Regions from separate parts of the Homo sapiens genome. Here region 1 is linked to region 2. A link is a contact called in ENCODE Hi-C or POLR2A ChIA-PET data. All regions are on one chromosome and are shown on one strand. The core of a region is the stretch at or near the end of the contact, and the rest is flanking DNA. Distances in the headings are between cores, read along the strand shown.

Region 1 (5,382 bases), core at 771-3,270, 35 kb before region 2:
TGGCCAGAGGAGAGAGACCAAAAAAAGAAAATATTGGAAATAATGATGGACTAGAGTTTTAGAGGTTGGGGAGGGATTAGGACCTATAGCATGATAGGAGCAAACAGACTTTAAGAGGTTTGGTACTCTGGGACTGAAGGGAAGGATGAGAGAATAAGTATGGATGCAGAGGTTACATGAAGCAGCAAAGCTGGGCACTGTTAGAGGTAAGAGGAAAAGTGAAAAGGCTCACATTGGACATTCTTACAGCTCTCAGAGATTCCCATCTCGAAGGGAGGCAATGTGGTGTGGAGGAAAGAGCATGGGCTTTGGCATTGGTCTCTACTGGAGTTGAATCACAGCTCTGCCTGAGCCTAGTTGGGCAATCCTGTGCAAGTCACCTAACCTCTATGATACTCTGTGTCCTCACCTGTAAAGGGGAAAGTAATAGCAAACCCAGAGCATTATTACAAGGACAAAATAAGAAAATTATGCAGGCAACATAGCACACCTCATAACCCATAGCAAGTGCTCAGTACATGCTATTCTCATTTCTGTTGCCTTTATAAAGAAAATAGAGGTGGGACCAACATTGTGGGAAATAAAAAAGACATTTGGATCAGAGCTTGTGGGAAATGCAATGAGATGTTTACTAAAGACGTGTGAAAATAAGTGAGTAGTAGCAAGGTCAGATAAGATTGCGGTTATGTGTTAAATAGATCATGCTATGATAAGCAAATAGGGGTAGGAGATAAACGTGCAAACAGTGGAAGAAGTGAGAGAGACTCTGGCTCATGCCCAGTCACCATACCTGCTTCATTCTGATGATGATTAAGAGACTCTGATCTGGCAAAGACTGACCAGGAGACCCTTTGTGTGCTGGTTGCCATCCCACTGCTTAGAGGAGTTAATGAGCCTCAAAAGAAAGATTCTACAATTTTCCTATTTAACAACATTGTGCCACAAAATTATTATGGGAATGCTGCTTGCTCTGCTTCAGTGTTTTTCTATTGCAATGTATTGTTGCCTTGTCTCGTTCAGTTCTTAATGAAATGTGGATTCACTTACTGCCTATGTCCTTATGATATTTTATTGATTTGAACTCTGTTTTCAGATATTCTTCTCCTCCCTTCTGTAGAATTACTAGAATTACCCTGTTGGTTCACATGTGAATCAGCCAAATTGAAATTTTGTAATCTCAGGTAGGGCTTCTTCTCCATCTCCCAAGCACATGACTGGGTCAGTATCCTCCATTAGCTTGAAGACAAGTGCTCTTGGAGTAGAGCTTCAAGTGAACTTTAGCCCACAAGAAGCAAAATTAGGAAATGTGTCTCTTTGTAGAATTAGAATTAGAATTCCCATTAACAATAAGAATTGTCTTGGGCTGCTCATTGACTTAGTGATCAATTTAAATGTGATTTTCCCACATATTTTGCACAAATGTATCAACATAACATAAAGCTGCTATGGTTTTTAGTCTTAGGTTCTGGGGCACAGCAACAAAGCAAATACACAAAACTCTGACCTCACAGAACTTACAACTGACTGGAGTGATAGATGAGAGAGTAAATATACTGTAGTTTGTTAGATGTTGATAAGGGCGATGGGAAAAAAAAATAAGAGTGGGGGTAAGATGTGGTGAGTTGCTTCTATTTTGTATGAGGTAGTAAGAGAAGGCTTTATTGATAAAGTGACATTTGAGCAGAGACCCGGAGGAATTTGTGGGACAAATAATGCAGAGATGTGGGAGGAAAATCATTCTAAGCAGAGAGAATAGCAAGCACAAAGGCCCTGCGGCAGGAGTGTACCCGGTGGGTTCTAAGATGTGCAAGGTAGTTTTGTCACTTAAGCAGTGAGAAAGGGGAGAACAGTAGATGGGGTCAAAGAGGCAGGGAGGGTAAGATCAAGATGGGACTTGGGCTGGATTCTGGGTGACATAGGACATAGAGGGTTGGAGCAGAAGTGTGACATGGCCTGACTCGCATTATAAAAGGCTCCCTCTGGCTGCTGTGCTTAAAAACAGCCTGTAGGGCGAGCAAGAACAGAAACAGGATCACTGGTTACCCGGATACTGCAGTAATCCAGGCAAGAGATGGCAAAGGCTTGGACCAGACTTCCTGCGACAAAGGAGTAAAGAAGATCACATTCTAGATGCATTTTCAGGGTCTATCCTACTTGATGTGCTGATAGGCTGGAGGTGGGATATGAGAGAAAGAGGCAACTCAAGGATGACTTCAAGTTCTCTGGTCTGAACAGCAGGAGGACACAGTTGCCTAAAGTGAAGGAGGACTTAGAGGAGCAGGTTTGCGGAAGAGGAAAATCAGAAATTCACCTCGGACACGCTGAGTTTGAGATGACTATTAGCCATCCATGTGGAAAATGCGGGGCCATTAAGACAGAGAAGTTTGGATTTTGGACGAAGGTGGGAATAGAAATTTCAGTGTTGGGAGCCTCTGTAATACCCATGAAGTCATGGAAATCGATGAATCATCCAGAGCTTGACTGCAGATGGAGAAGGCTGATTCCTGGGGCCCTCCTAACTCAGAGGTTGAGCAGAAGAGGAGGATTCAGCCAATGAGGAGACCCACAGGGGTTATCATAGAAGCAGCCCAGCCACCAAGAATACATCACCATTCTTGAAACAGTTTATTGATAAGTGTCATTGAATTTGAGTCACCAACTTATCAAGCGAAAAGATGAAATTGTACATCTATCTATGAAGGAAATATATTCTATTAAGAAATAATTATGAATAGATGATGGGAACAAAGCTTTACTAGCAGTTCAATAATGCAGCCTTCTTCTTGGCTATTGAAATAAACCTGGAAATTTTACTGCATATGGAGAAAGAACTGTAAGATGTACCTAGAAGCACTGTGCTGATGTGGAGTTTTGGGGAAATTTTCACTATATCTGCCTAATGTAGATACCTTTCATAGGGAGTTTTCATGACTTATTTTTGAACATCTTGTTTTGGGGCCTTCCATTTTCAGAATCACTTCAAAATGCATTCCTGCTTACTTTGGATTTTTACTTTGGATTTTTTTCTCTCTTTATTATGAAATATTCTCCAAGTTAAGGAAGGTTCCATTTTCAATGCCGATAATGAACTGGTAGGGTTCATTTCTATACTTAAAATGGTAACATATATGACAAACACCATGGTCACATTTAATTTTTGGAAGATTTATTGCAGAATTAAAAAAATCACACTCTTTTGTCTTCATTTCTTTTCCTCTGTATGTCTTGAAGGTGATCTCTCTCCATCACTTCCTTGTACATGTTCACTCCTTTGGAGAATTATTTTAATATCCTAAGACAAAAGATTCAAAGAGAAGTTACAAATACTAATAAAGGATGATCAATACTATACTATACAAATACTAATAAATGATCACATAGTACATGGCAACCATTAAACAGTTTTTATTTCTTTTTTTCCACTGAGCAAATTTCTCCATTTAGTTTTAATCCCACCCTGAGACTTACTACTTGTATGTTTGGAAAATTATCTAAGATCTTGGACCCTCAGTTTCCACACCTAATAATGGAGTTGTCATATTAGGTTAATTAACATTTGTAAAAGCAGTTACACAGAACCTGGCATATAATGAATGGGCAAGTTAAAAGATTGTTTCCTTATGAATGAACAAAAAAACCAGTATTCACCCTCTATGAAAGTAAATGCTAATGCTAAATTAATCATGTCTATAGATTTGTAGAATTTTAAAACAAAAGATTACTTTCCTGAAATTGTCTCATTCTTTCATTGTAAAAACATCAGGGAAAGAATGACCTGTTTTACATTTGCTATACAGCTATCTTACATCTTAAATCACAGATATTTTTCAAAATATATTTAAACTATTATTACAATGTAGAAGGAGTACCAACATGTGAAAAATACAGAACTGCATTTAGGTAGCTTTTAGGTTTTTTTTTTTATTTCACAATTTTAGAGAAGTATTTTAACAATATAAGTTCCTTTTCCTCAGAGCTGAGTTTCAAAGGCTTCAATTTGACTGTGATCATTTTAGTTGAGAAGACATGAGTTTGTTCACCATATGTGCTGACCCTTGCCAATTGACATATGCACTGCTTCTATCAGTCACTGCGAGGAATCATAGTGAATCATTTTCTTTAGAGATCTTGTTCCTTGAAAACACAAATCTCCTAAAGCCAAAGGTCAATGCTAAGTGAACCAAGTGGAAAAGAAAAGCTGCTCCCCATTGACTTTTCTAGTCTTACCCAGTATAATTCTTCCATTTATTATTTATTTTTTTTAGAAATAGAGTTTCGCTCTGTCACCCAGGCTGCAGTGCTGTGGCATGACCATAGCTCACTGCAGCCTCAATCTCCAAGGCTCAAGAAATCCTCCCACCTCAGTTTTCTAAGTAGCTGGGACTACAGGCACATGTCACCATGTCCAGCTAATTTTAAAATTTTTTATAGAGAGGAGTCTTGCTCTGTTGACCAGGTTTCTCTCAAACACCTGGCCTCAAGCAATCCTCCCACCTCAGCCTCCCAAAGTGCTGGGATTACAGATGGCAACCACTGTGCCCAGCCCACTACAATTCCTAATAACATGTCTTCTTTATATAGTATGTTTATAATAACTAATGTCATTTTAATATTATCAAAAGTTAATTTGAGGATTAAGGAATAAGCTAACTTGTGATTATCTGACACTCCATAGCAAGGGGAAAATGATAAGCTCCAGATATATTTAAACCAGTCTTAGCTAAATTTATAGCTGAAATCAGGGACCACAATTTTCAGTAGCAGTGAATGGAGAAGAGCCTGTGAAAGCCAGAAAATGTTTGACACTGGTGCTTTGAAAACACAAAGCACTGAAGCAGCTATCATATTTTGTTATAAAGATAAAGGAGAAGCTTAGAGAATATTTTAAAGTCAGGTGCCCTGAAGACAAGAGGGATGAAAGTCTCCTTCAGTTCGCACTTATAATTATAGGTATGTTATCCTAATGTAATTGGGTCCTGATTCATTTGTTTATAAGATATTTTCTGGTGATATTCTAATGTTAACATTAAAAGATTTCTTGCTATCTCCTATTGAATATAAACCTCAATTATAAGGTAATATGCTTGATTTACATATTTGTTTTAAAGAATGTATAATAATTGAGCCTGCGTTCATCACAAGAAACTAAAGTTATTAAGTTTTTAGAGAAAATTGTTTATTCATTTACATTTATAAATATATATTTATCACAGGAAATTGACTTTGTTCACCAACAACCCAGTTCCAATATCCTCACTGATCTTCTTATATTTATACAAATCATTTTCTTAATAATTTAGGAGCATTATTTGAAAATAACTTTTTTGTACAAGGCCTATGAAAGTGGAAATTAAATAAGTGACTTTAGCTGAATGCCTATAA
Region 2 (5,072 bases), core at 975-3,474:
TCAGTCATTGTTCTAATCAAAGATTAAATAATAATCCAATACTTGTATTTGTGTGGCATGATTAAAACATGCAAAGTGTAATTTAGTAACATCAGTGCTTTTTATAAATCTGCTAAAAAATCCTACCATGGGCCTAGTAACATAATGGCTGTTATATGCAAATAAATATGTATGCTTCCCTCCCAAAAAAATCCATCTGTTTTAATATATTTTAGTGAACTTGAAAGTTGCATCTTAGATATTATGGATTGCATGGGCATATATGAAATAATATAGGAAAATGTTTTTATTTCTTGGCATAGAAATAATAGCAAGTTTGAGCAGGAAGTTCTGCAGGATCACACATTTGAAACACACATGTTCAGCCAGCTCCTCCACACTTTCAAACCTGCTATCACTCACTAAGATTGTGTTTTGAAATTATAGAGTTCTAGGGTAAATACAGTGGAAGGTATCATAAAGGATTGTTTTCCATTTCTTGGAAGAAATACAACAAAAGCCTTCATTTAAAAGACGGATGGGTGTGTGTCATGTTTCTTAAGTGAACAATTGCCAAACCGGGGTAGAAAAACAAAAAAGCCAGAGTATACTTTGTGGGGCCAGAAGAGATGGGGAAAAGGGGTGAGTGGCAGTTAATGGGTTTCCTCAGGCAGGGCCATTGTCAATGTTTGGAGCCTGATTTCAAGAGTATCAGTAGAGAACCTCCAATTCTGTGACTCTGGGATGCAGAAAAATGGAGTAATACTTTTCCCTGCCCTCTATAAGAATAGCAAGAATAATAACAATGAACGTTACTCCTGTCAATCAAATTCCCAACACTTATTAATTATTTTAGATATACCTAAAAAGCAATATATGCAATATATATTTTTTCAAATGGTATAATTGAGCTAATAGAGAAAAGAGTTTAAACTGTTTGCCCATAGACCATACATAACTCACTTTGAATCATCACAATCCCCAAATCCTACCGTATTGTATAGCCTTGTAAATTCTGTGGTAATTACAACTGTTATTCTTGCATATGGGTTAATTCTCCAGCTTGGGTGGGAGGAGGTGGTTCCTCACACAGAGAAAGCCTCCTCTTCTACTCGCCTGGAGTTCATGCAGTTGGAGAAAGAAAAGCAGAGCAGTCTCCTAAACATTTCCCAAACATCATGCTCCTATCCTCACGCTTCTTGTCTACAGAGTTTCCAGCAGCTGTTCCCCTAACTGTAAACATTCTCTGTAGCCTTGCCACAAAATCTCTTTACCCTCTTCAATTTCTCCCTCCAAAGTTTTGCTCCACAGACTTTTCCCTGACCAATTTCAGGGCACACTGATGCTTTGCATTCTTGAGCACTTGAATAACATTCATACTGTGTCCCAGAAAGAACTCAAATAGTTGTTCATATTTCCTTCCTCTTTGCTTGCCTTTTCAAATTAAACTCTCAGCTCCTAGGGCAAATGGTTTCCTTTTACTCTGCTTTTAAAAAAATAAAAATTAAAAAAAAAACAACTCCGTTTCTCCCTCCCTCCCTTCCTTTACTTCCTCTCCCTCCCTTCTTATTTCTCCCATAGTCTGAAAACATTTATCTGTTGACATCTTTGTGTCCCAAGGGTTTCTAGAGTTAATCTTCTGAGACACATGTCAAGTTATAGCTGCTATTTTTTAAAATTTATTTTTAAATTTTTAGTGGAAATATGAGCTCTGGATTTGAGGTTGGATCCAAGAAAGTATTATGATTAGCATCATGGATACTAGGGTCCCTGCTGAAAGATATATTGTAAGTGGATGATAATTTTCAAAATCCACTTCTACCTATTCAAGTGTCCCCAGATGCCTTTAGTTTTTACCTATTAATTGAGTGATTTCCTCCCAGTCACCAGAGTGTAGGATTAAAGCAAACCACATGTCATGTTTAGAATCCACTTACACTTATCTTTTTATTTTATGTGTAAAATAATGGCCTGGATAAAATGAAGAGAAAAAGCAACTCTGAAGAGGGAAGTACATAATAACAGGGCATTGTGGAGCTCGCACCATGTAGAAGAGGGTGCACTCTGTCTGACTAAAGGACTGAAGGAATTTCATGGACTGATTTGTAAAGTCGAGATTTTTTGTACCTGCTGATGGCCATGTTTCCTTCGTGCCCAAATGCTGCCAAATGGCACCTCCGTCCCTCCACAGCTGAAGTGTGGGCTTTTATACCTTGGAGCTGTAAAGCCTGCTCTAGCTGATTTGATGAGCTGACACATCAAAGCGCAAGGTTCACCCAGGCACACACACATACACCAATTTCACCTATTGGGCTTGGCAAGGAAGCTTTCGGACTTAGAGTAATGCTCTTTTTACTAATGATATATGATGTGAATTTCTGGAAATACTGGACTTTTTTAAAAAGTAACATTGTATTAATACTAAAGTCAGTTGACTATGCTACAGGGAAAAGTAATAATTTCCCAATAAGTAGTATATGTTGAAAAGTAAAAGAAATCTGCTTATGAGAGGCAACTTAGTTCAGTGAGAAGGGGCAAGAACTTTGGATCTGCAGAGTTCTGAATGATATATGACCATAGGCAAAAAATCTGCTAAACTCCTCTGTGAGTCAGTATCTAGACCTTTAAAGTGGAGATGATAATCCTATGTGATCTGTCTGAATTACTTGTGCTATCAATCGACAGAACTCATTGAAGAATATCTGGAAGTAGGAAAAGGCTGAATAAAAAAAGCCTGTGCAGATGCTGTAGGTCCATGCTGATAAAATGTGAAAGAGATAAAATTGTTGTGTGCAGAAAACATTTACACATACATATGAACAAACCGACTAATTAATTAAGCAAACATTTTCTAACAGCTTATTTGATTCTGCTTATGGTCTACAAGCACTGAGGGAAAAGGCCAACATAAAAGGGAAATCTTCTACTGCCTGGTCTCCCCTCACAGAAACACAAACTCATAATCTCAATATAAAATCTAAACTAGAAGTATGCACAAAGTCTTTCTGTAAGCTGCCAGGTGGAGTAATACTCAAATATACAAACTTGTCAGCAAGGGTCGGGGAGGACAGGAGAGAGGAATTACCAGGAATGAGGACCACCACACTGCTCAAGCATTATTCACAGTGGGTCCTGCTTGTTTAATTAGGGTCTATGTTGTATGAAACAAATATTTAATAAACTAGAACAAAGCAAGGGCATGTTTTAGTGCCACATGATCCCATAGAGCTGATTTTACTTGTTGGCAAGTGATTTCTGTCCTGGTTAATCTTAACCTTTTTTTGTGCTCTTTTCATGATAATTATTTTTCCTACCTTTAGGTGCCATATCTAAGAACTGATCTCGAAGACTGTCAAGCTGTTCAATGGTCAGGGTACCATCTTCTTCCTTTTCTACAGGTGGAGGACGTATTGATGGGGGAGGATCTGGGAAGACTTTTATATTGCCATTAATGAAGAAGTCTTCTTGGCTTAAATAAAGTTCATTCTGAATTTTTGTAGATGTTTCAATGTGATAGCGAGCTACGTCAGTTAATTTTTCTGTACTGAAAGTGGTAAAATGGATAGCGTTAACCCCATGAAAGATACTATTAGATTAATAAAGTTTGCTTATAAGACATATACACAAAAGTAAACAGATTATATAGCTCTTAGACAACTCCATCTGCATGCTTATAAATTTCAATTTGTCCCCAAATCTATTTTGTAAAAAGGCAGGGTATAAATAAATGCAGATTAAATAGAAAATGCATGCTTATTAAACAGCTACTAGTTACACATTTTACACAAAACTGAACTTAAAGAGAACCTATTAAATATAGTTTTTATTAGTATTAGAATATATTTTACTATGTAAGCAAGACTATATCAAGGGTTATATTTCATACTAAGTATGAACCAGAATAAGGTTATATGGCATAATACTCTGTAAAACATGACTATTAGAATTACATTTATTTGGAATTAGGATGAATTATAAAGTGAATCAAGTTCAATAATGTATTTCTAGAAGAGTGGCTTTTCTCTATTTCTGTCAAAGAAGTTTGATGTTATCTAAAACAAAGATGTCAGAATAGCCTCTGTTGTATATAATCCATTGAAATTGCTTTGCTATCTTCATGAAGAATAACAATTCCTAGCTAGATAACATGGTAAAGCAGCAACAGCTGGGAACCACTATGATGCGGTAGAAAGAGTGCTGGAATCTGAGTTCTCATCCTAGGACACTCTCTAGCCAGAGATCCTGGGCTCTCTGAATTTCCTTGTCTTTGCAATGGAATCAACAACGCAACACTCCCTATCTTATGGTTATTAATGTGAACTCATATACGGCAAAGATTTAAACTGTACTGGGGGTATAGTTAATGACCTTTTAAAAATTATTTTAAAGGCTAGAGAAGTTTTATACATGAATAAGTGCATTATCGCTGTATTGAAGAAAGGATCTTGTTTATATATTACAATGAAAGTGAGCAACACAGAAAAATGCATATTTGATCTCATTTTATATAATTCATAGGCACCAAATATACCACATACTGAACATATAACTGAAAATTTAAAAAGTAGCATTAGTTGCTGTCTTTCAAAAGATACTCTAGAATTCAACTCCAGAATGTTGTCTTTGTAAGTGTCCATGTAATACGTGTTAGCCAATTAGTTTATGCTTTTAGGGTGGTTGCGTGCTCGGGGACAGAGGAGGTCACTGGATAGCTGCTGAGTTTACGTGAGTGAGGAGGGACTCCAAATGTGGATTGAGACCCAACCATAGCCCGGCACGATACTCTGTAAAACATGACTAGTAGAATAATACCTTTACTGGGCATCAGGATACTAAAACAGATGCGCGCCACCTAGTGGAAGGTTACTAAGAGTAATCTTAACAACGGAAGGAAAAAAGTGCCAGGAAAATAAGAACAGGATTTGAAGGTCAAAGGGATCTGCCAGCTATTTATTTATTTATTTATTTATTTATTTATTTATTTATTTATTTATTTGTATCACATTTCTAGGTTTTAACTTCTTGTGGCCACAGTTCATGACAGCATCTGTAGATTCACAGGGCAGACATATACAATATAAATCTGAGAAATA

The links. Hi-C counts contacts between places; a loop is a spot of excess contacts on that map. ChIA-PET counts read pairs that join two places held with the same protein, here RNA polymerase II (POLR2A). Pooled maps may share reads with other maps.
Region 1: a loop to region 2 is called in a map of CD8-positive, alpha-beta T cell, with 2.5 times the contacts of the local background. The contact joins two enhancer-like sites. A Hi-C loop is called at or near these places in 13 of 168 maps with a recorded cell type or tissue (CD4-positive, alpha-beta T cell, CD4-positive, alpha-beta memory T cell, CD8-positive, alpha-beta T cell and 6 more), 2 of 37 single-sample maps with no recorded cell type and 15 of 50 pooled maps. POLR2A ChIA-PET finds 5 or more read pairs at or near these places in 22 of 52 experiments (AG04449, AG04450, CD4-positive, alpha-beta T cell and 13 more).

Annotation. Positions count from the first base shown.
Region 1 is chr5:35,812,374-35,817,755 of GRCh38, reverse strand. SPEF2 (sperm flagellar 2) reads right to left here. Exons shown (of 37, transcript NM_024867.4): 37 at 3,145-3,292. The coding sequence ends at 3,203. Among named protein-coding and RNA genes, the nearest start is that of IL7R, 42 kb to the left of the region's middle. Within about 2 kb of position 2,020, at least 3 of the 41 ENCODE cell types and tissues checked have a DNase peak (open chromatin) inside an H3K27ac peak, as active enhancers do; they include CD4-positive, alpha-beta T cell and CD8-positive, alpha-beta T cell, where a contact is called at or near this core.
Region 2 is chr5:35,777,568-35,782,639 of GRCh38, reverse strand. SPEF2 (sperm flagellar 2) reads right to left here. Exons shown (of 37, transcript NM_024867.4): 30 at 3,294-3,523. Among named protein-coding and RNA genes, the nearest start is that of IL7R, 77 kb to the left of the region's middle. Within about 2 kb of position 2,224, at least 3 of the 41 ENCODE cell types and tissues checked have a DNase peak (open chromatin) inside an H3K27ac peak, as active enhancers do; they include CD4-positive, alpha-beta T cell and CD8-positive, alpha-beta T cell, where a contact is called at or near this core.